2 separate regions of the Homo sapiens genome follow, and region 1 is linked to region 2. Evidence: read pairs that join two places in POLR2A ChIA-PET (ENCODE). Cell type or tissue: Caco-2. All regions are shown on one strand. Each heading gives the region's core, and the rest is flanking DNA. Links, peaks and the distances in the headings are about the cores only. Region 1 has its middle 12 kb from the start of APOH. Region 2 overlaps PRKCA (protein kinase C alpha).

Evidence for each region. ChIA-PET counts read pairs that join two places held together with the same protein. Peaks named below come from ENCODE experiments on the same cell type or tissue, not always from the same donor. Only the 100,000 strongest peaks of a DNase experiment are listed, where the experiment ranks them.
Region 1: POLR2A ChIA-PET joins it to region 2 with 5 read pairs; 3 of 35 experiments call an interaction of 5 or more read pairs at or near these places.

The regions. Positions count from the first base shown.
Region 1 is chr17:66,234,770-66,248,374 of GRCh38, reverse strand. No RefSeq gene overlaps it. Among named protein-coding and RNA genes, the nearest start is that of APOH, 12 kb to the right of the region's middle. In Caco-2, for the core only: no CTCF peak of the experiment used is centred there; no DNase peak of the experiment used is centred there.
Region 2 is chr17:66,541,286-66,558,578 of GRCh38, reverse strand. All of the region lies in intron 3 of PRKCA (protein kinase C alpha), which reads right to left. Among named protein-coding and RNA genes, the nearest start is that of PRKCA-AS1, 130 kb to the right of the region's middle. RefSeq lists an enhancer at 6,708-7,591 and silencers at 9,560-9,742, 16,099-16,148. In Caco-2, for the core only: no CTCF peak of the experiment used is centred there; DNase peaks (open chromatin) are centred at 9,788 and 10,158.

The DNA of each region.
Region 1 (13,605 bases), core at 8,508-13,507, 310 kb after region 2:
CACCATGTCTGAGAGGCTGAAAAAGAGACCCAGAGCCAGTGAGCGAGACATAGGGTTTATTGAGGACTTCTACATGGAGTGGTCCAGGGGCAGTGAGCTGGACAGGAGAACCGTGACCTGCCACCACACCCAGCTAATTTTTGTATTTTTTATAGAGACGGGGTTTTGCCATGTTGCCCAGGCTAGTCTTGAACTCCTGAGCTCAAGTGGTCCATCAGCCTCAGCCTCAGCCTCCTAAAGTGCTAGGATGACAGGTGTGAGCCATCGCGCCTGGCCTGCCCTGCTCATTTTTCTACATAGCACTTACCTTAACCCTTCATCTATTTGTTTATTATTTATTTATTTTTGTCTTTCTTCTCCCACTATGATGTCAGCAACTTCAGGGTAGAGATTTTGCCTGCTGTGTTCACAACTGTGCCAGCACATGGCTGACCTTGAAGAACAGTCCTGGAGTAAATGAATACTTGGATGAAAAGTAGGAAAAGGGAGAAAGCTGCTGATACAGGTCAGCAGAGCCAGATCACACAGGGCCTAGTAGACCAGGATGGGGAGTTTGCATTTTGTTCTAATTTTTTTTTTTTTTTTTTTTTGGAGACAGAGTCTCACTCTGTCGCCCAGGCTGGGGTGCAATGGCGTGATCTCGGCTCACTGCAAGCTCCGCCTCCCAGGTTCACACCATTCTCTTGCCTCAGCCTCCTGAGCAGCTGGGACTACAGGCGCTTACCACCACGCACAGCTAATTTTTTGTATTTTTTTTAGTAGAGACGGGGTTTCACCATGTTAGCCAGGATGGTCTCGATCTCCTGACTTCGTGATCTGCCTGCCTTGGCCTCCCAAAGTGTTGGGATTACAGGCGTGGGCCACCATGCCTGGCCTTTGTTCTAATTTTAATGTGAAGCCATGGAGCATCTAAGCAGAAGAGTGACCCAATATGTTATTTTAGGATGATCACTCAGTTGAACTTCCAGGGCCTAGAACTTGATGTTATGATTGACAGGATGCACATCACTTTTTGAAGAAACCCACTTCATTGCTGAAAGTCTTTAATTATTAAACATTAGGGCAGGCGCCGTGGCTCACACCTGTAATCCCAGCACTTTGGAAGGCCGAGACAGGCAGATTACTTGAGCTCAGAAGTTCAAGATCAGCCTGGGCAACATGGTGAAATCCGTCTTTACAAAAAAATACAAAAATTAGCCAGGCGTGGTGGCAAGCACCTATAGTCCCAACTACTTGGGGTGGGGGCTGAGGCAGGAGGATCGTTTGAACCCCAGAAGTCGAGGCTGCAGTGAACTGAGATTGTGCCACTGTACTCCAGCCTGGAGGACAAAGTGAGACCCTGTCTCGAAAAAAAAAAGAAAAAGAAAAAAATCCATTTTTTCACACATTGAATCTTTCTTTCTTCTCTAAAACTGGTACCCATTAACCCAAAGTCTGTGCTCAGAATCCACTGAAAACAAGTTTAAAACTCCTTCCACATAATGGTTTTTGAAATATTTGGAGACTTTCTTAGTCTTCTCCAGGGTAGGCTTTCATGATACTTTGACTTATTATCCTGTTACATGACTTTCAGAGTTTTCATTGTCCTTCAGAGAGGTCTGGCTTTTCAGTATGCTCCTGAAGAACTGCCAAACTTTGGTCTGACCAACACAGTGCAAAGCAGTAATTGTGTTCAAGACTGGAGTTTTCTGTGTCTGAACACAGCCTAATTCAATTACACTTCAGCTGTGTCACTAGCAGGTCAGGCTAAACTTGTGGTTGATGGAAACATCTGGAACTTCTTCAAGCTCATGCTGCTTCCTCCTCCACTTCACCTGCATGCTGAGATTTGCAGTGATCTTGTGAAATGTATCCTGTGGTTTCCGGCTGAAGTGGTAAGGTTTTTGAGATCAACTCTCTCTGCGTTCTCTCAGTTGCGTAACATCTGAAAATTTGTAGTTTTGTTCTTATACTTTTTTTTTTTTTTTTTGAGATGGAGTCCTGCTCTGTCACCTAGGCTGGAGTGCAATGGCGCCATCTTGGCTCACTGCAACCTCTGCCTCCCAGGTTCAAGCAATTCTCTGCCTCAGCCTCCCGAATAGCTGGGATTACAGGTGCCTACCACCACGCCCAGCTAATTTTTGTAGTTTTAGTAGAGGCAGGGTTTCACCGTCTTGGCCAGGCTGGTCTTGAACTCCTGACCTCGTGATCCACCCACCTTGGCCTCCCAAAGTCCTGGGATTACAGGCATGAACCACCACGCCTGGCTCTTGTTTTTATTCTTTATCCAATTTGTTGAAGATATTGAACAGAATAGGACTGTGGAAATAATTCTATAGTCTTGTTTTTTTTTTTACACAGTCTCACTCTGTTGTCCAGGCTAGCGTGCAGTGGTGTGATCTTAGCTCACTGCAACCTCCACCTTTCAGGTTCAAGAGATTCTTATGCCTCGGCCTCCTAAGTAGCTGGCATTACAGGCATGCGCCACTACACTCAGTTAATTTTTTGTATTTTTAGGAGAGATGGGGTTTCATAATGTTGGCCAGGCTGGTCTTGAACTCCTGACCTCAGGTGATCCGCCTGCCTCGGCCTCCCAAAGTGCTGGGATTACAGGTGTGAGCTGCTGCATCCAGCCTATTGTCTTATTCTTGAAATTTTTTCTTCTTCGTTTTCTTTTCCAAGATGGAGTCTTGCTCTGTTGCCCAGGCTGGAATGCAGTGGCGCAATCTCTGCTCACTGCAACCTCTGCCTCCCAGGTTCAAGCAATTCTCCTGCCTCAGCCTCCCGAGTAGCTGGGATTATAGGTGCCCACCACCATACCGGGCTAATTTTTGTATTTTTAGTAGAAACAGGATTTCACCATGTTGGGCAGGCTGGTCTCAAACTCCTGACCTCAGGTGATCCCCCCACCTCGGCCTCCCAAAGTGCTGGGATTACAGGCGTGAGCCAGTGTGCCTGGCCTGAAATTTTTTCTTAACTGTCAGCTTTTAAAATAATGAACTGGGGGGTAGAGGAGTATATTTGTGTGTATGTAGTGTGAGGTTCCTTAGCTGTGGGATATTGGCAGACAGACAAAAGTGAAGGTTTTCAAACAGAGCCAGTAGATGAAGGGGACATGCCATGGTGAAGAAAATTAATGAGAGAACACATAGAAACAAAGGGGAAAGCACAGATATTCTTGACAGGTTAAATAATAAGTTGAATTTCCTTTGATCTAGGAGACAAGGGCAGTCATCTGTCAAGCTCCTTGACGTATTTTTGCTTGTTCACATATCCAGACATTGTGAACCCAGAAAATCTGAGGCAGGTCTCAGTTAATTTAGAAAGTTTATTTTGCCAAGGTTGAGGATGTGCCTGCGCCCGTGACACAGCCTCAGGAAGTCCTGACGACATGCGCCCAAGGTGGTCGGGGCACAGCCTGGCTTTATACATTTTAGGGAGACATGAGACATTAATTGCTTTATGTAAGAAGTACATTGGTTCGGTCTGGAAAGGCGGGACAACTTGAAGCAAAGGCAGGAAGACTCAAAGCAGAGAAGTTACATTCTTTTGAGTTTCTGATTAGTTTTTCCAAAGGAGGCAATCAGATATGCATCTATCTCAGTGAGCAGAGGGGTGACTTTGAATAGAATGGGGGGCAAGTTTGCCCTAAGCAGTTTCCAGCTTGAGGTTTCCTTAGTGATTTTGGGGGCTGAAGATATTTTACTTTCACAATATCATAAGACTGCTTCTTAAGATCCATGGTCCTCTCGAAGAGGCCAGTATGAATCAACATCGGTGGGTGTTCATACTCACTTTAAACTTAAAGATTTAGGCCAGGTGGGGTGGCTCAAGCCTGTAATCTCAGCACTTTGGGAGGCTGAGGCCGGCAGATTGCTTGAGGCCAGGAGTTCAAGACCAGCCTGGGCAACATGGCAAAACGCAGTTTCTACCAAAAAACAAAAGAAAACAAAACAAAACCCAAAATTAGTTGGGTGTGGTGACTTACACCTGTAGTCCCAGCTACTTGAGAGGCTGAGGATCACTTGAGTTTGGGAAGTTGAAGATACAGAGAGTGGAGATCATCCCACTGTATTCTAGCCTGGGTGACAGAGTGAGACCCTGTTTCAAAAATAAATATAAATAAATATATATAAAGATTTAAGCTTAAGGCCGGGCGCAGTGGCTCACACCTGTAATCCCAGAACTTTGGGAGGCCGAGGTGGGTGGATCACAAGGTCAGGAGTTTGAGACCAGCCTGACCAACATGGTGAAACCCCATCTCTACTAAAAATACAAAAATTAGCCAGGTGTGGTAGGGCATGCCTGTAATCCCAGCTACTCAGGAGGCTGAGGTAGGAGAATTGCTTTAATCTGGGAGGCGGAGGTTTGCAGTGAGCTGAGATCGTGTCACTGCACTCCAGCCTGGGCGACAGAGCAAGACTCCATCTGAAAAAAAAAAAAAAAAAAAGATTTAAGCTTAAAACAAAAAGCAATAGATGATATTTGTGGGAGACATTCATGCCTCTACTCTCTTAAAAAATAATGAATCATTCCCCAAGTCCTCATTTTACTTTCATATAATCTAGACCTATGGCAGCTAATAAACCTCTGTGGAGTTTGGGTGTTTCATGTTATAGCTATTGAGCAGAACTTTTCATATACAGTTTGTACAAGCAGCTGTCAAATCACTTAGAAGTACCATATCCCAAGCCACAGTTCGGTATCTTACTCCCAAGGATGCCAGTAGATAACTCATCAAATGCTTTACTAAAAGAGGGATATACATTGTAGCTAAAGTGTTGCCCTTTTCTACTAACCTAATAACAATGTCAAAAAACATAATTGGATTTAATTTGTTGAAACCTTCAAATGTTTTGAAGAGAGTTCATATTATTTTTCAGTCATCATTTCACATTCATCTACATACCCATAAACCATTTGTTTAACAATTCATACCATTGGGCTGTGGATTTATGTCAAACTTACTGAGGCTTGGCTGTCAGAATCTATTGCTTTTCCTTCTGTGTCTTCAGGCATCTTTGTGTTCATCGTTTTTGAAAATGTTTTTTTCTCCCATCATGAAATAATACAAACACATTACATAAAATTTGGAAGCAGAGAAAACAAGAAAAAAAAATCTCCTTCTAACTCAAATACTCAATATTTTGGTACACTAACTTCCAGCATTTTTTCTAGATATATTCTTTTTAAAAAAATTTTTAGGCCGGGCATGGTGGCTCACGCCTGTAATCCCAGCACTTTGGGAGGCTGAGTTGAGCGGATCACAAGGTCAAGAGATGGAGACCATCTGGCCAACATGGTGAAACCCCATCTCTACTAAAAATACAAAAATTAGCTGGGTGTGGTGGCACACACCTGTAGTCCCAGCTACTTGGGAGGCTGAGGCAGGAGAATCTCTTGAACTGGAGAGGCTGAGGTTGCAGTGAGCCGAGATTGCACCACTGCACTCCAGCCTGGCAACAGAGAGAGAGACCCCATCTCAAAAAAAAGAAAATCTTTATGTTAAGTTCCAGGGTACATGTGCAGAATGTGCAGGTTTGTGTATGTGGGTATATATTCTTAACAGTATCACAGTGTTGTACATGTATTTTTTTTAATTGAGACAGGTTTTAGCTCTGTTGCCCAGGCTGGAGTGCAGTTGTGTGATCTCAGCTGACTGCAACCTCTGCCTCTGAGTTCAAGTGATCCTCCTGCCTCAGCCTCCTGAGTAGCTAGGACTACAAGCGTGTGCCACCATGCGTGGCTAATTTTTGTATTTTTGGTAGAGATGGGGTTTCACTATGTTGCCCGGGATGGTTTCAAACTCTTGAGCTCAAATGATCTGTCAGCCTCAGCCTCCCAAAGGTCTGAGATTACAGGCATGAGCCACCTCACCCAGCCAATTGTACATGAATTTTAAAATACAATTTTCATTTTATTAGATTGTCCTCCTTACCATCCTATATTGTAAATATTGTTGATAGTGAACTTCCCAGGGTCACAATTACACGTTTTAACAACTTGGAATATGTTTTCCTGGGTTTCTAGCCCCTAAATTCATTTTGGACAGCTAGTTTCTTGTATTATTTTCTAGCTGGACTTTTATTCCATCTTCCTGATATACATTTTTATTTTTCAGTGTGAGTGTAATTTCTTTCTTTCTTTCTTTTTTTTTTTTTTTTTTGCTATATAGGTGTTTTAGTCTGTTCTTGGGTTGCTGTGAAGAAATATCTGAGACTAGAAAATTTACAGAGAAAACAGTTTTAATTGGCTTATGGTTCTGCAGGCTGTTTACACAGCCAGCATTTGCTGGGCTTCTGGAGAGGCCTCCAGGAAATTTTATTCATGGTAGAAGGTGAAGAGGGAGCAGGGAGCAAGAGAAGGAGCTGGGAGGAGGTGCCACACACTTAAACAACCAGATCTCATGAGGACTCAACTCACACGTGCCAAGGAAATGGTGCTACTCCATTCCTGAGAAATCTGCCCATAATCCATTCACCTCTCACCAGGTCACACCTTCAACCCTGGGAATTACACTTCAGCATGAGATTTGGGGGCACAAATATTCAAACTCTACCAATAAGTCAGAAGAAAACTAACAATTAAATAATCGGTCTCTCTCTTTGTCAGCTTTCAACCTTAGGTTTAGAAACTTCATCCTTGTAAATCGGAACAAAAATTGGGCTAACCTTTCAGGAAGGCAACTAGGCAGTATGTTTGAAGATTCTTAAATGTTTTACCCTTTGCTTAAGTAATTCCACATCTAGGACTCTATCCTAAGGAAACAATTTATTCAAAAATTTTATAAAAGGGCCGAGTGAGGTGGCTTATGCCTATAATCCCAGCACTTTGGGAGGCTGACGTGGGCGGATCACTTGAGGCCAGGAATCCGAGACCAGTCTGGCCAACATGGTGAAACCCTGCTTTTGTAAAAATACAAAAAATTAGCCAGGTATGGGTGGTGGGCACCTGTAATCCCAGTTACTTGGGAGGCTGAGACAGGAGAACAGCTTGAACCCAGGAGGCGGAAGTTGCAGTGAATAAGATAGCACCATTGCATCTGCACTCCAGCCTGGGTGACAGAGCAAGACTCTGTTTCAATGAAAAAAAATTTGTAAAAGAATCTTGGTTGCTCTGCCTATGGGGAAGCCATTCTTTTACTCCTTTACTTTCCTAATAAACTTACTTTCACTTAAAAAAAAAAAGAATCTTAACTGTACCTTTATTCATAATGGTGAAAGATAGCACCCAAATATCCCAAAGTAAAGAAATGGTCAAAATAGAGAGCATCTACATGATGTAAGATTGTGTAGACATTAAAGAAAAAAGCAAGCTTTGAAGACACAAATAATAATCTGGGAAAGTGCTCATGATATGAAAATAAAATATACAACAATATACCGAATATGATTCCAATTCTGATTATGACATATACAAATGCTGAAAAGAAATAACCCTAAATGGTGATATTATAGGATTTTTAGTCATTTCCTGTTTGTTTTCCAGATTGATTTAAATGATACTGTATTACTCTCATAATGAGAAAAGTATAATTCCATATGTACGAATCATCTTCCTTGTGAAATACAATAACTCTTCCTTCCTCTTTCCATCCTGACTTCTACACTTTATTGTCTTTGCATTTTTTCTGATCTTTATCACATCTTGGATTTAGTTTAGTCAGCTGAGCTCCTGACATTTTATGGACTTGGTTTATACTGTACTTCGTTTTTTTTTTTTTAATTTTTTTTGAGACAGAGTCTTACTCTGTCACCTAGGCTAGAGTGCAATGGCACTATTGCTGCTCATTGCAACCTCCACTTCCTGGGCTCAAGCGATTCTCGTGCCTCAGCCTCCTGAGTAGCTGGGATTACAGACGTGCACCACCATGCCTGGCTAATTTTTTTTTATTTTTAGTAGAGACGGGGTTTCTTCATGTTGACCAGGCTTGTTTCGAACTCCTGGTCTCATGTGATCCACCTGCCTCGGCCTCCCAAAGTGCTGGGATTACAGGCATGAGCCACCGTGCCCGGCCTCTATGCTGTACTTCGAATTCATCCCATGTAATATTCCCCTTCCTCCATCCTTTTTTTTTCTTTCCCAACCTGAGCTCATCAGAAAAACTTCCTGGGAAGTCATATTAGTTTCTCTGGCTGCCTCCTCATCTTCTGCACCAGATCGTCAGCAAATGCATTTCCAGAATCTTATTATCAAGCTCTCATCTGTTAAACCTCATTCCCTTTTAGGTTTTCTGGTGATGAGATCATCCCCATAATTTCTTTCTAATTCTCACAATATGTTTTTCTAAATAGTCCGTGACACTTGTGTGAAAGGTCTCAATGTTCTCTTCTTCTTTCTTTCGAGATGGAGTCTCACTCTGTCACCCAGGCTGGAATGTAGTGGTGCGATCTCAGCTCACTGCAACCTCCACCTCCCAGGTTCAAGTGATTCTCCTGCTTCAGTCTCCTGAGTAGCTAGGACTACAGGTGCGCACCATCATGCCCAGCTAGTTTTTGTATTTTTAGTTGAGACAGAGTTTCACCTTGTTGGCCAGGCTGGTCTCCATCTCCTGACCTCATGGGATCTGCCCGCCTCGACCTCCCAAAATGCTGGGATTACAGGTGTGAGCCCCCATGCCCGGCCTCAGTGTTCTCTTCTTTGTATTCCAAAGCATCATGGCCTTTTTGTCTCAAACTTGTCCTAACTCAGAACTTCTTGTGAAGCAGGAAAATGAAGTGAGCTGGGGGGCTGATACCAGACTCTCACACTGGGACTGGACAGAGGGCTGAGATGATCCAGCCAGCTGAACAGCTGACTCTGGAGGGACTGGCTGCAATTTGTGGTGGTCATTGGCTGAGAGTTGGGTGACATAATGACCCTACTGAATGTCGCAGAAACATCTATATTATTTTCTATACCAAGATAAGTTGGGGAGACTTACAATTTTGCTACTCATGGGGACTAAAACCGGGTAAGCAGTATCATTATGGGACGCTCATTTAACCTGCATGAACCACATGCCTACCTTTGTGTGATTTTGTGTAGGAATTTCAAATTCTTTGGAGTAAGACATCAGAGGCATGTATATTAATGACAAGAAGAATGTTAATGAGAACTAACTTTCATTAAACACTCATTATAATATCACCACTTAGGGTTATTTCTTTCAGCATTTGTATATGTCATAATCAAAATTGGAACCATATTCAGTATATAATTATGTATTTTATTTTCATGCCATAAGCAATTTCCCAGATCATTATTTGTGTTTTCAAAGATTGCTTTTTTTTCTTTAATGACTACATAATCTTACATCTTGGAGATGCTCTCTATTTTAACCATTTCTTTGCTTTGGGATATTTTGGTGCTTACTTTCACCATTATGAATAAAGCTACAGTTAAGTATCCTGCCTGCATTCTAATTGAATCCTGACTACACCCATTTGAAGGGGGATTTGTTTATTTATTTATTATTTATTTTTTGAGACAGAGTCTTGCTCTGTTGTCAGGCTGGAGTGCAGTGGCGCAATCTCAGCTCACTGCAACCTCCGCCTCCTGGGTTCAAACGATTCTCCTGCCTCAACCTCCTGAGTAGCTGAAACTACAGGTGTGTGCCACCATGTCCAACTAATTTTTGTATTTTTAGTAGAGATGGGGTTTCACCATGTTGGCCAGGATGGTCTCCATCTCTTGACCTCGTGAGCCACCCCTGTTGGTCTCCCAAAGTGCCAAGATGACAGGCATGAGCCACCTGCACCTGGCTGGGGGTTTTATTTATTATCTCCATTTTAGACATGAAAACTTGACTAGAGAATGTTACTTGCCCAAGATGACACAGCTACTAAGAGGCAGAGCCAGGACTCCAACTCAAGTATACGGTGATTAAAACCTCTGTCCTTAGCCATGACACCATGGTCTTGCCACAGTGATGAACTTGCCCCCATTCTCTGATGGGGTCACTCTATGAAGAGCCAGAGACTATGCTCCTTTTTCTATTTGGTGCACACCATCCTCCACAGACTCAATATCACAATTATATCTAAGCACCTTTCTCCAAATCCAATCTAACACGTAACATATGGGTTGGTGAATTTGCCTAGCAAAATTCCTGCCAGTTTCTAAGTAAAGACTTTGGCCCCTAGCTAGGACTCCGTTCCTCTGGCATTTCAGGCCTTGATTTCGGGGAAAAGGGGAAGGAAATTCCTTCCTTCTAATGTATGCTTCACAAGAGCAGCACATGTTCTGGTTCATCAGAATGGCCAGTTTCATATTGTTCATCTCACAGATGAACACCACAGAAGATGCCATTGGTTTGGAGAGTGGAATGAATGGAAGATGAGTTTATGTGGCAACATACTACGGTTTTTCTTCTTCCAGTCTCTCTTTCTCCCTGCACTACTCTCTGATCCCAGTGTGTCTTCTACACTGCTATCGATATACTTTCGAAAATACAAACCTGATCCGGTTCCTCCCCTTCACCGCCTTCAAGATAAGTTCTAATTCCTAAACGTGGCTTACAAGAGCCTTTGCCAGCTGGGTGCGGTGGCTCATGCTTGTAATCCCAGCTCTTTGGGAGGCCAAGGCAGGTGGATCACTTGAGGCCAGGAGTTCGAGACCAGCCTGGCCAAGATGGCAAAACCCCGTCTCTACTAAAAATACAAAAATTAGGCCCAGTGTTGTAGCTCCGTAGCTAAGGTTCTCTCCTTTCACAGTGGTGGCCCGTGTTCGATTCCTGGCTTAGAGAATGAGTACTTTCTGGTTAATATCTGTGTGACTTTTGGGGCTGGGTATGGTGGCTCATGCCTGTAATCCCAGCACTTTGGGAGGCCAAGGCAGGCAGATCACTTGAGGTCAGAAGTTTGAGACCAGCTTGGCCAACATGGTGAAACCCTGTCTCTACAAAAATACAAAAATTAGCCAGGTGTGCTGGCATGCCTGTAGTCCCAGCTACTCAGGAGGCTAAGGCAGGAGAATTGCTTGAACCCAGAAGGCAGAGGTTGCAGTGAGCCAAGATCACACCACTGCATTCTAGCCTGGGCAACAGAGTGAGACACTGTCTCAAAACAAAACAAAACAAAACAAAAAACAAACAAAAAAAACAAAAGAGCCTTTATCATCTAGTTCCTACCCACTCTCCACCTTTGTTTGCTGCTATTCCTTACCTGAAATATTCTGCACCAGCAACACTCAACAATTTGCAACTGTTGGGTGCATGATGCTGTTTTATGCCTTTGCTCTTTGGCAACAACCTGGAACATCCTCATCATTGCCACTACATCCTTATGTGCGGGGATACACATGCATCTGACACTTTCTTCTATGATTGTAATTGTAGCATTGTACCTCAGTCTTAGTAAACTGCGAACTCCTTATAGCCAGTAGTCAACTCTTGTTTATTTCTGAAATTCTGCTATCAACCACAAATTACAGCTTAGTAAGGGCTTAGTAGCAGTTTGTAAAAAAATAAAATAAAATAAAAAAGAAAGCCTGGGCACGGTGGCTCATGCTTGTAATCCCAGCACTTTGGGAGGCTGAGGCAGGCAGATCACTTGAGATCAGGAGTTTATGACCAGCCTGGGCAACATAGGGAGACCCCCATCTCTACAAAAAATAAAGAAATAAGAAATAAGGCTGGGCGTGGTGGCTCACGCTTGTAATCCCAGCACTTCGGGAGGCAGAGGTGGGCAGATGACTTGAGGCCAGGAGTTCGAGACCAGCCTGGACAATATGGCAAAACGCTGTCTCTACCAAAAATACAAAAAATTAGCCAGACATGGTGGTGCAATGACTTGTGATCACGCCACTGCACTCCAACCTGGGTGACAGAGTGAGACACTGTCAAAAACAAACAAACAAACAAAAAACACCCAAATAAATAAATAAATAAAAGCATTAATGGCACTTAGGAGAAAATGCACAAGAGACTCAGAGCTGTGTCATATTCAAAGTACAGAAAATAGTCTCACTTGGCAAGGGAGAAAATGTATGTGGTAGAACCGTATTAGCTGAACTTGTCTTAGGTGAACATTGACGTGCTAGATCAGTGGATCTTTATCCTTACTTCAATCATACTTACCTGGACAATTGTTTTAAAAATCACTATACCGGCCGGCCGCGGTGGCTCACGCCTGTAATCCCAGCACTTTGGGAGGCCAAGGCGGGTGGATCATGAGGTCAGGAGATCGAGACCATCTTGGCTAACACGGTGAAACCCCGTCTCTACTAAAAATACAAAAAATTAGCCGGGCGCGGTGGCGGGCGCCTGTAGTCTCAGCTACTCGGGAGGCTGAGGCTGGAGAATGGCGTAAACCCAGGGGCGGAGCCTGCAGTGAGCAGAGATCGCGCCACTGCACTCCAGCCTGGGTGACAGAGCGAGACTCCGTCTCAAAAAAAAAAAAAAAAAAAAAAAGCACTATACCCAGAAATTATGAGTATTGGTATTTTTAACAAACAATTGGGAACATCTACTATGCAGCCAAGGATAAGACTAACTACTCTAGATAAAAATAGAAATTGCAACATATGGATATTAGTTTTTTCAAGGTAAAAGCTACCTGTATTCAGAGGATCCCAGTGTCCACACAAAAATGTCCCAGTGCTGACTTAGGCCCATTATTGATTTCTAGACATATTTAATCATGCCCATTAAGCCCTGTGACATGTTTATACCCCTTATAAATGCATATCTAGTTCCTGACATATTTTATCATAAAGAGAAGGCATTTGAATCTTTTCTCTGAAATGTGGTTGGTAGATATTGACTAGAATTCCAACTCAGAAGGAGACAACATTGAAAGTAGGTTTTTAAACAAATAATCTAAACTGTTGCTAAATGTTTAATATCATGGTCAAAGTCTCTGCTTGGGAAGTAAATAAGAAAGTTTTTGAACATGTGATGCAATGTGGTTTCAGGAATACAAAAACCTTGGACTCTGAATCCAGGTCTCTATAGTTTAATTTACAAATTAGCGTAAGAAACGCTATAAAGTCATTAACAGTTTCAAAAGACGAGGTCCCATGTTACTTGTGATAAAAATGTTGTTATTTTATATATTCTTAAATTCTCAGGTATTCTTGATCATGCTTGTATATATATATACGTATATTTTATATATTATATATATTATATATACATATATATTATATATATATTTTCAGATGGAGTTTCACTCTTGTTGCCCAGGCTGGAGTGCAATGAGTGATCTCAGCTCACTGCAACCTCTGCCTCCTGGGTTCAAATGATTCTCCTGTCTTAGCTTCCCAAGTAGCTGGGATTACAGGCGCCCGCCACTACACCCGGCTACTTTTTTGTATTTTTAGTAGAGATGGGGTTTCACCATGTTGGCCAGGCTGGTCTCGAACTCCTGGCCTCAAGTGATCCACCTGCCTCATCCTCCCAAAGTGCTGGGATTACAGGTGTGAGCCACCATACCCGGCCTGTTAAAATATATTAATAGCATGTTAAGTGTAACATTAAACCCAAGAGTTGCCAATCTTTACTGATGAGTATAAACCCTGAAAATACAAGACAGCCACTTGATTTGCCAAAATTCCATATTTTTTAACAGTTTTTCCACTTGCTCTGCCAAATAAAACTTCAATGGTAAGTTTAAATGTGTCTTTAAAACTGTCATTTAACATTGG
Region 2 (17,293 bases), core at 7,503-12,502:
CTCACTGCACTGGGCCCTGTCTGCCTCTGCTCAGCTCACCTGCCTCAGCCTGCACCAGGTCCCCCTTTGCCCCGGGTGCTCTAGGCCCTCGGCCAAGCTCCTTTCTCCCTGGCTTGCTCCCCTCTCCTCTCCCTACACTGATCCCACACATCCCCCAAGTCTCTGCTAAAGGTCCCATCCCAGCAAAGCCCTCTTCTCCTATTCCTTACCAGTACTCCTTGTTTTTCGCCTACATAGCACCTACTGTGACTTTAAACAAATAATGTATTTATTGGCATACATGTTGACTGTCCGTCTCTTCAACAAGACCAGAAGCCCCAGGAGGGGAAATGTTTATGCTTCGGTGTCTGCACAGTACCTAGCACGTAGCCATAAATAACTATCAGGTGCATGGATAAGCCACCAATCAAACCGACCATCAGGAGCCTGGGCCTCAAGCCTAGGAGGGCAAGGCCCTGCCACATTTCACGAGCATTCCTGAATGTACAGCTATTCCCGTATTGGCTAGAGCTATAAAGTTCTTAAACATTTCAGCAATTGGGAACGGTGGGCAGTATTCAGAAGCATCACAAGGCTCCCTAGATGTCAGCAAACGAGTACATTTGCTGGCAGGTGTCTGGACTGCATGGGGATGGTGTCCTCTGCCTGTGCAGAACTGGGGCCTGGGAGAGGATACTGGGATCGGAACTTCTATCCAGAGGCACCTATTCTGTATATGAGCTCAAAACACTGCTCTCTGGCTAACACCCCCTCACAGGCCTGTAGAAAATCTGCCCAGATGGATTTTACCACTCAGAAGAAAACAGGGAAAAAGTACTGGCAAAAAATTCTAGGTTTTGGAAGTATGGAGAGAAAAGCAGCACTGATAGTATTGCTGAAGAAAACCTTTGTGGGCTCTACTATAAAGCATCCTAGAAAAGGCATTTATTTGCCTTTATTAAAATTCTTCAGAAAAGTACCCGTCCCTCCAATATAAAACATGAATCAGATTTTGGTACCTATTACATGAGAGAGCAGTTGCACCAACAATTATGTTGAATTTATTCATTCGAAAATCCTAATGAGTAATCTTTTTCTTGAGACATTTTAAGACTTGCATAATTCATTAGACTGTGTACATCTTTTTTTTTTTTTGCACAGGTTTCGCACCCATTCAAAGAGCAACTGTGGGATCATGAGTGATATGTCTAAGAAATGTCAAGCAGGAAATCTATTGTAAGTAGAGTGCATGAATAAAATATATTACTAACAAATTTAGAATCGTAATTTGTATCAAGTTGTCTGTCTCTGTGCAACTTGCTTCACAGAGAGAAGTCTCTGAATAATTCATTATGTCCTTCCCCAAGGCCCTTAAAAAAATCAGAAACACTGTAGATAATATTCTCTCCCTTAAATGAGAAAACAATCACATAAATTATCAAGTTAGATAGCCCTTCTGGATCCTACCTATCATTCCATTTCCAACCAGTTGAAGAAATTCCCTCTCAGCGCAAGGGGAAGGTGGTCACTTGGTCTCTGAATCTAGAGGCTCAAAACTTCATGAAACCATCTAATCCAACTATCAACAGCTCCAAACTGCTGGCAAATTTGCTCCTCCATTGACCCAAATTGCTTTCCTTATCCCCTATCCTGATGCTGTGGGGTTCTTCCCCGGGGAGTATCAGGTAGTAGTGTATTAGTCCATTCTCATGCTGTTATAAGGACATACCCGAGATGGGGTAATTTATAAGGGAAAGAGATTTAATTGACTCACAGATCCACAGGCCTGGGGAGGCCTCAGGAAACTTAAAATCATGGTGGAAGGGGATGCAAACATGTCCTTCACAAGGCGGCAGGAGAGAGAAGAATGAGAGCTGAGCAAAGGGGGAAGCCCCTTATAAAACTGTCAGATCTCTGAGAACTCACTATCATGAGAACAGCATGGGAAAAACACTGCCCCCCATGATTTAGTTGTCTCCAACTGTTCTTGCTCTTGATACAAATCAAGGTGAGATTTGGGTGGGGAAACAGAGCCAGACCATAGCAGATAGCATACCCTCTCCACATTCAACTGCCTTTCAAACATCTCATGAAAGCTTTGAGGTCTTCAAATGTTCTCTTCTTTTGGTTAAATATTTCCATTTCTTTAGCTCCAGGAATCAACATTTTCAATAACCTCTTTAAATAATGTATTATGGACTAAAATGAAATTGCATAGCTGTTGTCACCTAATGCCCATGAAGACTATTGTCTTGACCAAAAAAAAAAAAAAAAAAGAAGAAGAAAGAAAAGATTATTCTCAGAGCACAGGAGGTTAACTCATTTGTTTTAAATGACTCCAGGTACAAATGCATATTTTAGTAGATGTTTTTGGTGATGATGCTAAAACCTTGAATTTTTAAAGTGCCTTTCAGTGAAAGGCCCAAATGTGTTCAAAATGGAAAGCATCCAGGTGGTAAACAGAAACTCGATGCTCAAAGGTGCAGCTCAGTCAAAAAGAGCTCCAGTCCCAGGGAGGAGTCCCCATGGCTGGCTCGCCCATCCAGAGCTCACCTGGATGGATGAATGGCTTCCTTTTCACAGAGCATCTTTCTTTAAAAAGAAAAAAAAAAGTAGTAGAGGAAAATGCATTTGACAAAATAAATGAGAAGGCTCTATATTTAACGACAGGAACAAAAAAATAATTAGTAGCACGCATTGCCAAGGTATGACACATGAAATACCTTTTGTGACTTCTTGGATTCCACACATCTTAAATAGCAACTGGAAGGGAAACCCTTCACCTAAGGACAGTCTAAAATTGCTATGGAAACTAACAGTTTGTCAACTGTGGTAGTTCATAATAGAAGTCTCAGCAATAAAAAAAAAATTTTTTTTTAAACCTGCAATCCAAAGGCTTCTTGTCCCTGTAACTCAAATAAGAACCTGGGTGGAGTTGTTTTCCAGTAGTGTAAGTGGCTCTTAAAGGATAATCTAGGCTACAAGTTGTCTAGAAATTTCTTGGATGAAGTTAGAAACTAGGATTTCTACAAGATATACTTCCAAGGAGGGACATTTGTAAAGAGCATTTATTACACTGGTGGGGAGGCAGCAATCCTGCTTCTCTGTTCAAAGGTGCCCAAGTGAAGTGGGGAAGCGTGTGGCACAAAGGAAGTTAAGGAAGAACGAGGATCCTCCACAAAGATTCTGCAATATGACAGAAAAGCATGTTCTTGGTGGTGAAGGATCTGCAGGTGGCAACTTCCATAAAAGAAGCCACATGTGTGTTGTAGCCAAGAAGTCTGGTTGCGTGGCACTCCATCTGCCACACGCAACAATCCAGAAAGAAAAACAGCCCTTCATAAGCAAGCATTGCATTTAAAATGCTGTGCTGACTGCACAGAAAGATACGATACCTGCCTTCAAAGAATTTACAATCTACTGGCTGGGCGTGGTGGCTCACGCCTGTAATCCCACCACTTTGGGAGGCCGAGGCAGGTGGATTGCCTGAGCTCAGGAGTTCGAGACGAGCCTGGGCAACAGGGTGAAACCCCATCTCTACTAAAATACAAAAACTTGGCCGGGCATGGCAGCGTGCGCCTGTAGTCTCAGCTACTCGGGAGGTTGAGGCAGGAGAATTGCCAGAACCTGAGGCAGAGGTTGCAGTGAGCTGAGATCGTGCCACTGCTCTCCAGCCTGGGCGACAGAGTGAGACCCTGTCTTTAAAAAAAAAAAAAAAAGAATTTACAATCTACTTAAGGTGACAACGTGGAATCACAAGTACAATGGGATGGCATCAACACAGTACTACAAGTGTTTAGAGGCAACAGATAATCCCAACTGGCTGATCCATTCCTGGGGCAAGGAGAGGCCTCCTCTTCAACAGAACACACAGCTTGGGAAGCCAAGAGGAAGGACAAGGCTGTTAATGGGGCAGTGGATGTCATAACCAAACTCCCTTCACATCCATAGATTTAATTTATTTGCTAGTGCCCCCCACCAAAAAAAAGTCCTTTAAAATTAACAGGTCACCCACCTTACCTTCGGAGAGTGAGTAGGATCTCAAAAGGTAGAGGCAGACTAGCAATACAGGGGAGAAGAGCTGTAGGTAATAGAAATGATGTGAGTAGTCACGGGAATGTTCTCTTCCAGCCCAAAGTTTGAAACACAGGCCCCAATGGGAACAAGAAACGTGTCATAGCGTGATTGGTAATGGAGGCTCTAAAAATCTTCTGGGTCAAGGAAGCCTATTGCAGGCTTTCTGACACACAGCCTGGGCTCCATGGCTCCACTGGGACAAGTTCACACCTGATCCAAATTTGAACAAGTCCAAGGCTATTTTTTGAGAAATAACTTTTTTTCTCTCGTTTTTTTTTTTTTTCATAGAGACGGGGTCACACGATGTTGCCCAAGCTGGTCTAGAGCAATTCTCCCACCTTGGCCTCCCAAAGTGTTGGGATGACAGGCGTGAGCCACCATACCTGGCCAGCAAAAAGTCTTAACTCTGCCCTGGCAGGCTCACTTCTGAACACAGGTGTCTTCTTTCTCTTCATGCCAATGTCTGGTGCCCAGTTCTTCACTTACAGGTCTTGTACTTCTCAGCCCCATCATTTTAATAACCTCATGCTGTACCCCAGCCTCTGAACCACTTTAGCTGTCCATCACCCTGTCTGAATTCTACCCCAAAGTCCAAGGTTCAACACTGTACTTTCAAGGAGACTCTCTGGATCACCCCGGCCACACACTTCATCTCCTGAACAATGAGATGGCACCAGCTTTCTCTACTGCTTAAACACTAATGAGAGGCCATGTCTTACACGTCTTGGTTCCCTCACAGGCCCTGGCACGGTACCTGAAAAATGAAAGGATCCACTTCCAAGATGCTTCGCTCATGTCAATGTCAGCAGGAAGACTCAGTTCCTCACCAGCAGCTCCTTCAAAGGCTGCTTGAGTGTCCTCACGGCATGGCTGCTGGGCTTCCCCAGAGCAAGTGATCCAAGAAAAACAGCAATGAGGAAGCTACGATGCCTTTTACAGCTATTCTCAGAAGTCACACACTGTCACTGCTACCATATTCTATCCATTAGAAGCAAGTCGCGAAATCTAGTCCACACTTAAGAGGATAAGAGTTAAGCTCTTTACCTCTGGCAGGGAGGAGTATTCAAGAATCTGTGAAAATATTCCAAAACGTCAGTAGGAGAGCTCAGGGAACACACAAGAGGAAGGAAACTACCTACCAAAGATCTTTCTAGCTATGGAATTATTTATTTGCTAGAGAAGACATTTGATCCAATCTCATTTGAGCATAGGGGAGTCACAATTTAAAAATCATTCATCAGGCCAGGTGCAGGGTGGCTCACGCTATAATCCCAGAACTTTGGGAGGCTGAGGCGGGTGGATCGCTTGAGCTCAGGAGTTTGAGACCAGCCTGGGCAACACGGCAAAACCCCACCTCTACTAAAAATGCAAAAATTAGCCAGGCATGCTGGTACAAGCCTGTAGTCCCAGCTACCTGGGAGGCTGAGGCAGAAGAATCGCTTGAACCCAGGGGGCAGAGGTTGCAGTGAGCCAAGATCACACCACTGCACTCTGGCACCAGCAACAGAGTGAGACTCTGTCTCAAAAAAAAAAAAGAAAATATTCAGATTTTTATAAAATGTAGTTCTTCTAGCTGTCTAGATTTAGATGTTCTACTAAAAAGACATACTTGGGTTCATAAAACTGGTAGGCTCTTAAAACAGTTGTGTCTATAGTGTATTTCATCATACATGGCGGGAGGCGGCATCTGACATGGCTCTCAGTGCGTCCCTGCCTCCTGGTGCTCATGCCCTTGTGTAGTCTCTCCTTGAGTGTGGGCTGGACCTAGTGGCTCACTTCAAATGAACAGACTATGGTGAAAATGTCAGGTTGTCACTTATGTGATTAGAGTATAAAAGACCATGACTGCGATCTTGCTGGTAGTTCTCTCCTGACAGTGCAATCTTGGCTTGGGTGCTTTTAGGAAGCAAGGAGCCCATGGGGCAAGGAACTGAGGGCAAAGTCCAGCCAACAGCCATAAGGAACTAAGGGTCCAGTCTAACGTCAACGAGGAACTGAATCCTGCCATCACATGAGCAGGCTTAGAAGCAGATCCTTCCCCAGTCGAGCCTCAGATGATTAGACTTCTGGGCTGCAGCCCGGGAGAAACCCTCAATCACAAGCACGCAGCTGAACTGTGACCCACAGAAACTGCGAGAAAATAAATGGTGTTGCTTTAAGCCACGACATTTTAGGGACATTTGTTATATGCAATACATAACAAATACATCTTTTTGTTTTGTTTTGGAGACAGGGTCTTAGCTATTACCCAGACTGGAGTGCAGTGGTGCAATCATGGCTCACTGCACCCTCTAACTCCCAGGCTCTGTTGATTCTCCTGCCTCAACCTCCCGACTCATTGGGAGTATAGGCATGTACCACCATGCCCAGCTAATTTTGTATTTTTTCCTAGAGATGGGATTTTGTCATGTTGCCCAGACTGGTCTCAAACTCCTGGGCTCAAGTGATCTGCCCACCTTGGCCTCCACAAGTGCTGGGATTACGGGCATGAGTCATTGTGCCTGGCCAAATACACCTATTGTTTACACTGTACATAAATATATACACTGTAAATAAATCTATAGTATTTGGCATTTAAAGAAACCTCATGGCCCAGGGTTTTATAAAATAACAAAATCCTACACATTTTTCAGAATTCATTAAACTATGCACTTCAGATCTATGCATTTTGTAATATGTGAATTATACTTCATTAAAGGAAAGAAGAGAAAGATAATTCCCCCCTCTCTCTCTCATATATATATATAAATTAGGATTCTCATAAATATGTTTGCTTCAAGTGAAACTTACTGTTCTGCTATGGTAGGCAGCCTCTGAGTTCCCCTCTAATTTGCCCCTGTCCCCTGTCCTGGTACTTAAGTGTTCAAACAATATCCCCCCCTTGAGTATGGGCTGGACCTAGTGACTCACTTCAAGTATATGGAATATAGCAAAAGTGATGGGGTGTCACTCCTGGATTAGGTTATAAGACTGATTTCGTCTGGCTCGCCCTCTCTTACTCACTCTGATGGAAGCCAGCTACCATGCTGCGAGCTGCCCTATGGCGAGAATCAAGGCAGGCTTCCGCCAACAGCTTGCAAGGAACTAAACCCTGCGAAAAGCAGGCTTGGGAATGGGTCCTCCCCTACTCAAGTCTTGAGATGGCCGCAGCCCCAGCCCATACCTTGATTGCAGCCTTATGTGAGTCCCTGAGGCAGACACCTTGCTCAGCTGGGTACCAATTTCTGACCCAAAGATGCTATGAAGCCAAGGCAACATGGCAAAACCCTGTCTCTACGGAAAAGTATAAAAAATTAGCCAGGTGTGGCAGTGCATGCCTGTGGTCCCAGCTACTCACAGGGCTAAGGTGGGAGGATCACTTGAGGCCAGGAGATCAAGGCTACAGTGAGTCATGACTGTGCCACTGCACTCCAGCCTGGGTGACAGAGTGAGACCTTGTCTCAAAAAACAACAATTAAAAAAGATGCTGTGAAATAATAAACATCAATTGTTTTAAGCCACTGTGTTTTGGGGTAATTTACTATATACCAACACAAAATTGATGTAAACGCCCATGTAACTCATGTTATATAGGCTTTAAAAGAAAAGAAGCCGTTTAATAAGAGCTATGCTTGGTAACAAAAGACATTTTCATAAAACACACACAGCTCCCCACTCTTACATGCTCAACAGAATACAGCATTGCAAGCTCTTTGCAAGAAAGACGAATGTGTCGCTTCCTTTCCACCCGCATCGCACCATGGAGGAGGCAGTGAATGAACGGACATTTAATGCTGGCAGGAAGCTTTAATCAGGACTGTGCTTTCCTTTGCCCGCACTGGAGAATCTTTCCCATTTCTATTCCCAGAGCCTTATTGATTGATTGATTGATTTTGAGACAGAGTCTCACTCTGTCACCCAGGCTGGAGTGCAGTGGCACGATCTCGGTTCACTGCTACCTCTGCCTCCCGGGTTCAAGCCATTCTCCTGCCTCAGCCTCCCGAGTAGCTGAGACTACAGATGTCCGCCACCACACCCAGCTAATTTTTGTATTTTTAGTAGACATGGTTTCACTATGTTGGCCAGGCTGGTCTTGAGCTCCTGAACTCAGGTGATCTACCTGCCTCGGCCTCCCAAAGTGTTGGGATTACAGACATGGACCACTGCACCCGGACCCAGAGCCTTCTTTAACCTGCCGTGGAACTTTCAATTGTCAAGAGACAAGGGACAGTCTGTGCAGAAACTTGGCACGTTTTCCCCAAGGACCTACACCCAGGAAGACCTCAAAGGGAAGCCTTTGTGAGAGAATGCTGGCTTAGAAGCAGATGAACATCATCTAACTGGTTTTAGTCTTGGGATCTCATTTTCCATCATGGTTACGTCTCTTCACCCGAGAAAAAAGAGTAAAACTCTGCACGTGTCAGAAAAGCAAGTCTGCGTGTGTGTGAGACACTGGGAAGTATATGAAATACAACAGGCCAGGGATTCTCTCAAGTTGTTCTAAATGGAGATGCAAGTACCCAGGGGTCTTAAGAGTCTAAAGAGAAACATGCAGGGAATTTCAGAGGAATTCCTTGACTGGGGGAGGAGGTAGTGGTGTGTGACGAGAGGTGACTCACATTTCCATAAACTTCATTCCTTTTAGATTTCTTAACCCCCTTCACTTCTTGTTTGGGACCAAGGTGAATTCTGTGCCATCACAATTAAGAAACACACCCCACTGACCACTAAAAAGGGGCAAATAAGAACAGCAACATAGGAGGCAATTAAGGATTTCTTGCTTTAAGAAATAAAATTTCTAGAATGGAAAAATCAGTGTCTTTTTTTACTCCTCTCTCTCATCAGCAAGTGGCTTGTGTTCCTACCAAATACTTTAAATAATTTGGGTTAGAACCACCACCAGAGGAGGTCCAAATGGAATTCACACAACTGCTCAATATCAATTTATGTGAAATCTGTGGTTTCTGCCCCCTTTAAAGTGCTGATTAAAAGCAGGTGGCTACGACACAGGCAAATGCACTGTCATTCCCGTCCCGTGGCCTGGAGAGGTACCAACCTCCTCTAAGACTTCAATCTCTTTAGAGAGGCCTGGGCCACAGGTGATTCTTATTATTGCATGGCAGAAGGGAGCAACCTGCTGAGCTACACCAGACCCTGGCTGGTATCCACCCACCCTGTTATCAGTCACAGAAGCAAATTTGCATTTCCTCACTGGAAAGAAGTTGAGAGCCCAGGCTCTGGACGAAGGACTGAGCATGCATCCGAGCTCCACCCACACCCAATTTACAAACTTGAGCACCTTAATCCATCTCTCTAAGCCTCAGTTTCCCCCTCTGTAAAATGAGGCAATAATGGCACCTGCATGGACTTCCTGTGGTTATTGTAAAAAAAAAAAAAAAAAACTGCCATAAACTTGGTAGCTTAAAATTACAGAAAGTGGCCCGGCACGGTGGCTCATGCCTGTAATCCCAGCACTCTGGGAGGTCAAGACAGGCGGGTCACTTGAGCCCAGGAGTTTGAAACCAGCCTGTCAACATGGCAAAACCCCATCTCTACCAAAAAATACAAAAATTAGCTGGGTGTGGTAGTGCACTTGTGGTCCCAGCTACTCAGGAGGCTGAGGCAGGAAGATTGCTTGAGCCCGGGAGGCGGAGGCTGCAGTGACTGAGCTGTGATTGCGCCACTACACTCCAGCCTGGGCAACAGAGAGAGAGCCTGCTTCAAAAAAAAAAAAACTTGCCGAAACGTATTCGGTAGGCGCTAGGAGGGAATCCAGCTCCCACCTCCTCCAGCCGCCCTGCCTTGTCAGCATCACTCCCATCTCAACCTCACCTTTTCGAAAGTCCATGAGATGGCATTTAGGGCCCATGCAGATAGTCCAGGATAGGGTCACCTCAAGACCCTTTTTTTCCAAATAAGGCAATATTTACAGGTTCCAGGGATTGGGATACAGATATGCATGAGAGAGGGCCACCACTCAGGACACCAGATCACCTATCTTAATGGGTTGTTGTAAAGATTAAGTGAGAAATACCTGTGTGGTACACACAGCTTGGTGCCTGGTAGGCAGCTTGCTAAGTCCTCATTTGTTAGAGGACGTGTCCTTTAGGCATGTGTGTTGAACTTTGCTCACAGTAGATCTCTCAAACATTATAAATCATTTTCTGAGGGGAGGGAGGCGGCAGGAGATGACTTTCTGCCCCTCTCCTTCCTGCCAAAAGGAAGGAAGTGTCAAGGAGGGGCGCCCTCATAGGCACCAGCTGACTCAGCCCTGTGAGGTTTGGTGGCCTTCACCATCATCTCAGTAAATTTTTTGGTCTTTATTTTCACAGCTAAGGAGAAGTGTAAGGAGCTGTAGTTTTTGCTTTATAATGTTCTTCCACTGTCGACTTCAAGGAAATCCCCCCGAACAAGAATCAGCGAAAAGCTCCCTCAGGCTCTAGCCCCACAATTACAGCTACAATTCGTATGGTTTCTGTAATCAGAAAACACTACAACCCTTTAAACATTTCCACATTTAAAAAATGACTTGGGATCTGTGTACAGGCCTAAGAAAAAAAGAGTGGAGCAGCATGTTTTGCAAACCTCTAAGCAGCCAGGATATGTCATGAATGTCCTTCCAATGTTTCTGGTCAAAATTATCTAAAAGATGTTTGTATGGTTTTCTCATGGTAAGTGCTTTAATGTGTCAGAATAAAAAGCCGTAAGATGGTTTCTTTGCTTGCAAATAATTATTTGCCCAAGTAAATATTTGAGTTGAACTGGTGGTATCAAGGGTTATTTTCTACTTCAATGAGGAAATCATCCTATTTTTTTAAGGCATCTGGAAAATATGTCCACAGCCTTCTGTCAATATTTGAAGCTGTCAAAATGACTCTTGATTCTCAAGTAACTTTCGATGAAGTTAACAATGAATAGTCAAGGAACTTACCCAGGGTAGGTAGGATTCATCACAACACCTACCAAGGGAACATTTAGTCATTTATAAACAACTCTCAGTAAACAGTAAGGACTAGTGAAACCAGCACTCAACTTACTGATTCATTGATAACTTCATTTAGTGTACATTCATGGAACAGTGATTATCAGTCTGGTGACATCCTAGATGCTAGGAGATGACTCTCACAAGGTTCCTATCCCCTTGGGAGGAAGAGGATAGACAAATTATCCAGTAAAACGTAACAGGACCTGGGATTGGGACTGAGATTGTGTGTCATCCATAGCAGGGCACAGAGGGAGACCACAGCTGACTGCATTGAGTGATTCAAAGAAGGCAAGACTTGTCTTGGTTTTGAAAGGGAAATAACTGTTTGAAAGATAAGTGGAGGGGAGGGTGTTCAAGTTCAGTGTGAGCAAAGTACAGAGATGTAACATACACAGGCATATCTGGAGACATAAACACGATACCTAAGTGAGAAAGGAAGGTAGATAGGTAAGGGCAAGATCGCTAAGGTAAACTGGTGAAACTCCAGACTACTCAAGACAAAAGGCAAGAAATAACAAGGAGCTCACCTTAGTCAGTAGTAGTAGGAATACAGAGGAGGGGACAGATATGGGAGATGCTACAGTAGCTTAAAGCAATAGTATTTTATGCTTGGCAAAATGAGGGGAAATACAAGTAAACTGTTGTAAGGTTCTTACACCATATGTGATGTGGTATAATATTGTTGGAAAGTAGACTGATTGATTAAAGATTTACATTACAAGCCCTAGATCAACCACAAACAAAACAAAACAAAACACGAAGAGGTAAAACTAATGCTGCGGGTCGTATTGTGTTCCCCAAAACAATATCTCGAAGCCTTTACTCCAGGTCTACGTGAATGTGACGTTATTTGGAAATAAGGTCTTTGCAAATGTAATGAAGTAACATGAGGCCAATATTGGATTAGGGTAGCCCCTAAATCCAATGATTGCTATTTTTATAAGGAAAGAAAGATTTGGAAATGGCAGGCACACACAGAGGGAAGATGGCCATGTGAACACAGAGGCGGAAACTGGAGAGATGCAGCCACAAGCCAATGAACATAGAGGATTAGCGGCAACTAACACAACGTAGGAAAATGCAAGGAAAGATTCTTGCCAAGAGCCTTCAAAGGAAGCATGACCCTGCCAAGGCCTTAATTGTGGACTTCTAGCTTTCAGAACTGTGTATGAATACATTTCTGTTGTTTTGAGACACTCTATGTTAATCTGTTATGGCAGCCTTAGAAACTAATACAGCTAATCATATTAGAAACTAATACAACCAAACATAATAAAATGAAGTAATTAAAAATACTCATCCCAACAGAAGGAAAAAGGGAACAAGAGGATGAACTGAATGCAAATAAAAGGATAGTGGTCATTAAATGTAAATTATAATCCCATGTAAATTAATGATAATTCCATTACATATAAATGGTGTAAAGACTGCAATTAAATGGCAAAGATTGTCACAGCAGATAAAAAAGGACCAGACTACATACTGATACTGTCTATATGAAACTCGTTTTAGACTTAAAGACACAGATATATGAAAAGTAAAAGGATAAAAAACGAAGTATCATGGTAACATTAATCTAAAAGAAAGCTAGACTGGCCAGATTAATATCAAACAGTAAATTTCAGAGCAAAATTAACAAGTCTCAGTAAGGTTTATTCTCATACAAAATCTAATTTACTTTTTTTCCTAAAAGAAAAATGAATATGGTAAATGACTTTCCAATCACATGACACACTTCATATTTTCCACCAACATTCACTAAACACTTGGATTCTGCAGGAAACATTCTGCACTGACTATGATTTCTATAATGATCAGATTTTTTTAATGTTCTTCTCTTTTGTATTTGTAGTGATAAAATTTTGCCTGACATTTTTCCTTGAAGAAAGTAAACATAGCCTGCCACAAAAACTGATATTGACAGAGCCTCAGTGGTTAAGCCTTTTTTTCTCATTAATTCTCCCGATATTTTAGCTCTAGTAATCTAGCCCTAGACAAAAACACTGGTAGCTCACACTCAGGAATGCATGATGTGATGTAGGATTAAAAAAAATAACAGTCTTACTACAAGGATACAAACATTTTTTAAAGTAAAGTCATACAGTATGTAGATAAATTATCTGTTTTTTTGAGACAGAGTCTCGCTCTGTCGCCCAGGCTGGAGTGCAGTGGCACAATCTTGGCTCACTGCAAGCTCCGCCTTTTGGGTTCACGCCATTCTCCTACCTCAGCCTCCTGAGTAGCTGGGACTACAGGCACCCGCCACCACGCCTGGCTAATTTTTTGTATTTTTTAGTAGAGGCGGGGTTTCACCGTGTTAGCCAGGATGGTCTCGATCTCCTGACCTCGTGATCTGCCCGCCTTGGCCTCCCAAAGTGCTGGGATTACAGGCGTGATTCACTGCGCCCAGCCTAAATTATCTGTATTAAACTCCTGCAGCACTGACAAGTAGAAATAACATTTTTGAAAGCTCAGAGAAGTATTTTCCAACATTTGCTTAAGCCTAGAAAAAAGTCTGGCAATCAATAAACATTTGATTAACTTAAATAATGTAACTTTCGGTAAGTTACTTATCATTTCGTGATCTGTAAAATAGAGAAAATAATGGTAATTTATTAACCACCTAAGGAAATCGTAATAATTTACTTTTAAAAAATGATATTGGTGGTCGGACATGGTGGCTCATGCCTGTAATCCCAGCACTTTGGGAGGCCGAGGCGGGTGGATCACCTGAGGTCAAGAGTTTGAAACCTGCCTGACCAACATGGTGAAATCCCATCTCTACTAAAAATACAAAAATTAGCTGGGCATGGTGGCGCATGCCTGTAATCCCAGCTACTTGGGAGGGTGAGACAGTAGAATGGCTTGAACCTGGGAGGTGGAGGTTGCAGTGAGCTGAGATCATGCCACAGTACTCCAGCCTGGGTGACAAAGCAAGACTCACTCCATCTTAAAAAAAAAATGATATTGGTAATTCTTTCTTTGAATAAAGAAGACTAAAAGTACTGTAACAAGGCTTCATGTAACTCTCAATGTAAGGGAGTAACCTCATTTTCTGGAAAACTGAATATTTTCTTTTTATGTACTAAGGCTTGTTTTTAGTCTTTTCTTTTTTAAACCAGCATGTATACAAATATTTCTAAAACGCACTTTAAGTCCCTTGTTTTGTTAAACAAAATATGTCAATATACTTCAACATTTTCTCAATGATCACAGTGGTGACCTAGAATACTAGTGTTTATAGTATTTTGGTTCACAGCATTGGGTTCATGAACTACATGGGGGTCTTCTTCCTAAACTAAGTGGCCATGAGAAATCTTTTGTAGTTGTTGTTTGAGATGGGGTCTCGCTGTGTCGCCCAGGCTGCAGTGCAGTGGTCTGATCTTGGCTCACTGCAGTCTCCACCTCCCGGGTTCCAGCGATTCTCCTGCCTCAGCTCCCCCCACCACCCCAGTAGCAGGGACTACAGGTGTGCACCACCACACGTGGCTAATTTTTGTATTTTTTTTAGTACAGTCAGGGTTTCACCAAGTCGGCCAGGCTGGTCTCGAACTCCTGACCTCAAGTGATCTGCCTGCCTTGGCCTCCCAAAGTGCTGGGATTACAGGCGTGAGCCACAGCACCCAGCCTAGCAATCTTGTTTCTGTACAATTATGGGGCCTGCTGAAGTTCAGTCCTGCTCTCACTGAGTCTACTGTTTTACCATCCTCCCATTTTCTGCTTCTGACATTTGACACCAGAAAGCCAGCAAACCAGGCTTGTTCCAGAACTTTGGGGTGTAGCCTTTTCTATGGTGTAGGGTACATGGACTTCATGATGCCTCTTGGGATTGCTAAGTGTCTAACAATGTTCAATTCTGTCTTCACCACAGCACTATGTTGCTTCGTATTTCTGCATTATAAAATCTGCCTGATAAATAATCCGCTTGTTCCTCTCATATGCTGACAGATTTCTGCATGGTCAATGGAGCTTAGAGTATATAAAATACAAGTCTGGGAGAGTTTCCTTATAGTTCAAATATATAAATTTAATGTTCAAAAGAATGTAATTGTTTCAAGCAACATACTAGTAGACAAGCTGGAACTCACTGATTTCATTTCATTAGTCTCAAATAACAAAGGGTACTTCATAGCATCAAAAGCCAGACCTCACAATAACTTATGTTTTAGTATCTTACAGTATCTCATTATATAAATAATAAAATGACTAGGGTTTTGGTGAGAAGGAAGAGAGAAGAGCCACATGGTATTCAAAGAATGCCAGGAAACCACAAATACTGCATTCTTTTGAACATTAAATATACTTGAACTATAATGGAAACTCTCCCAGACTTACATTTTATATAAATACACTAAGCTCCATTCACTGTGAAGAAAACTGTCGTCATACGGAAGAAAATAAGTTGATTATTTATCAGGCAAAATTTATAACACAAAGTGCTAAATCAGGCACATTGCATTAAACATTATACTGACTATAAACAAGGATAGAAATTACGGAAGTGCATAGCTTTGGAAATTGAGTGAAAATAACAGCATAATTCAACTTTAATTGGATGCCTATAGATGAAACAATAATTGACTCTTAACTGTAACTCCAAGATATTTTATGACTATAACATTTTCTAAGTAATCTACTTGAAAAATACCTCATTGACTCATCAAATCCTATCTTTAAAATGTTACCCTCGTTCCAAGAAAATCACATGCATACACTAGAATGAAATGACTTGTCAAATATAATTTGAATCCAGTAAAACAAAAAAAGCATTAATCTGTACTTTCTCATTAATAGCAAGATAATTTTCCAAGTGAAACACACACAATACAATACACATTTGTTGAGACTCCCCAATGGCTCCCACTTGTCTTTCCAACCTTCATATCCTTCCACAGGCCTTTGCAGAGGAATCCCTTCCGACTATCAGTCTCTGAAGAATTCTCACACTTCCTGACACCACACCTCTACTCAGGGTGCTCTGCCCTCCCTACTTGGGACTATTGTGTCTCCTCACCCAAGTCTTATTGGAACATCTTTCCAGGTCCTTCATAACTGCTCTATTTCCCAAGAAGCCTTCTTGGGGCAGAAATAATCCCTCCTTGCTCTCACCCCCATGGTACTCAGCACCTGGTACTCTCATGTGCGACTTCTATGCTCTGGGTTTTCTCACAGCACACATGGCTTACTAACTGCCTATCTCCCAACCACACACAGGAAGCTCTTAAGGCCAAGTAGCACCACTGTATGTCCACAGAAACTAGCACAAAGACTGTGCACATACAAATTAATTGCAAACCACATCGTGAAAATCCTAAGCATAAAGAAAGAAAAAGGTCATATTTTAATCACCATCTAATACAGAACAGTTTCTTAAGGCCTCTCTGTAATAATTTTAAAGTTAAGGGGAAAATGCTTGGCTCAGTCCACTCCGTATAAACTCCTTAAACATTAACTAGTAATTTTAAAAGCATGAAATGACTTTCTCCCCTGGGGCTTTATATAGAACCATAATAACCGCAACACGAGCTTCAGGACTCTGCAATTGCCTGATACTAAAGTCCCACTGTGAGATTCCACGTGGTGGCTTGTTATCAGCCTTACATAGAACAAATGTGGTCAGCCAAAAATTTACTGTGGGGCTCAAAAACATTTTAGGGGCTCATACAAGCTTAGGGCCTTGACATTTAAGTGATAACTGAGAGGCATGCACTGATAGAAAATCCTCAGAGACTCAGAAGAGTTTTAAACAATGCAGTTGTACATTTTTATAGGGCACATGTTCTGAAACCTCAAAAATAGATATGTAAATGTCATCTGAAGCTGTGTCATTTTTACTTAATTTTTGGCATAACCTGTCGCCTCAAAAAGTCTTTGTGGCTTGTGTATGGCAGGCAAACGGTGTCAGATGCACTTCCAAAGTGCCATGAGGCGTGGACTGGACGTCAGCTCTGCTTTGCACGTGCAATTCCTGCCTGCAGAACTGCAGCTAGCATCTGCTGCCTCTGGCATCTGCTGCCTCTGGATGAGCCTCTATTTGGAAAGTGGGAATTATTTTTTCTTCCACATCCAAGACCAGCAGAGTAGCTTTCAATCCCAGTCAACTGCTCTTTGCCGCAGAAATCAATATAAGCAACAGAGGAAAAAAACAATAAAGGGGCTAAGCCTCCAAAATCTTGCATTTTCCCTTGGCTCGGGCAAAGGTCCCCTCATTTCTTTCAAGAACACCAGAGGCAAGAGTTTGAGGTGGGGGCCGCAGGAGCACGTACCACAAGA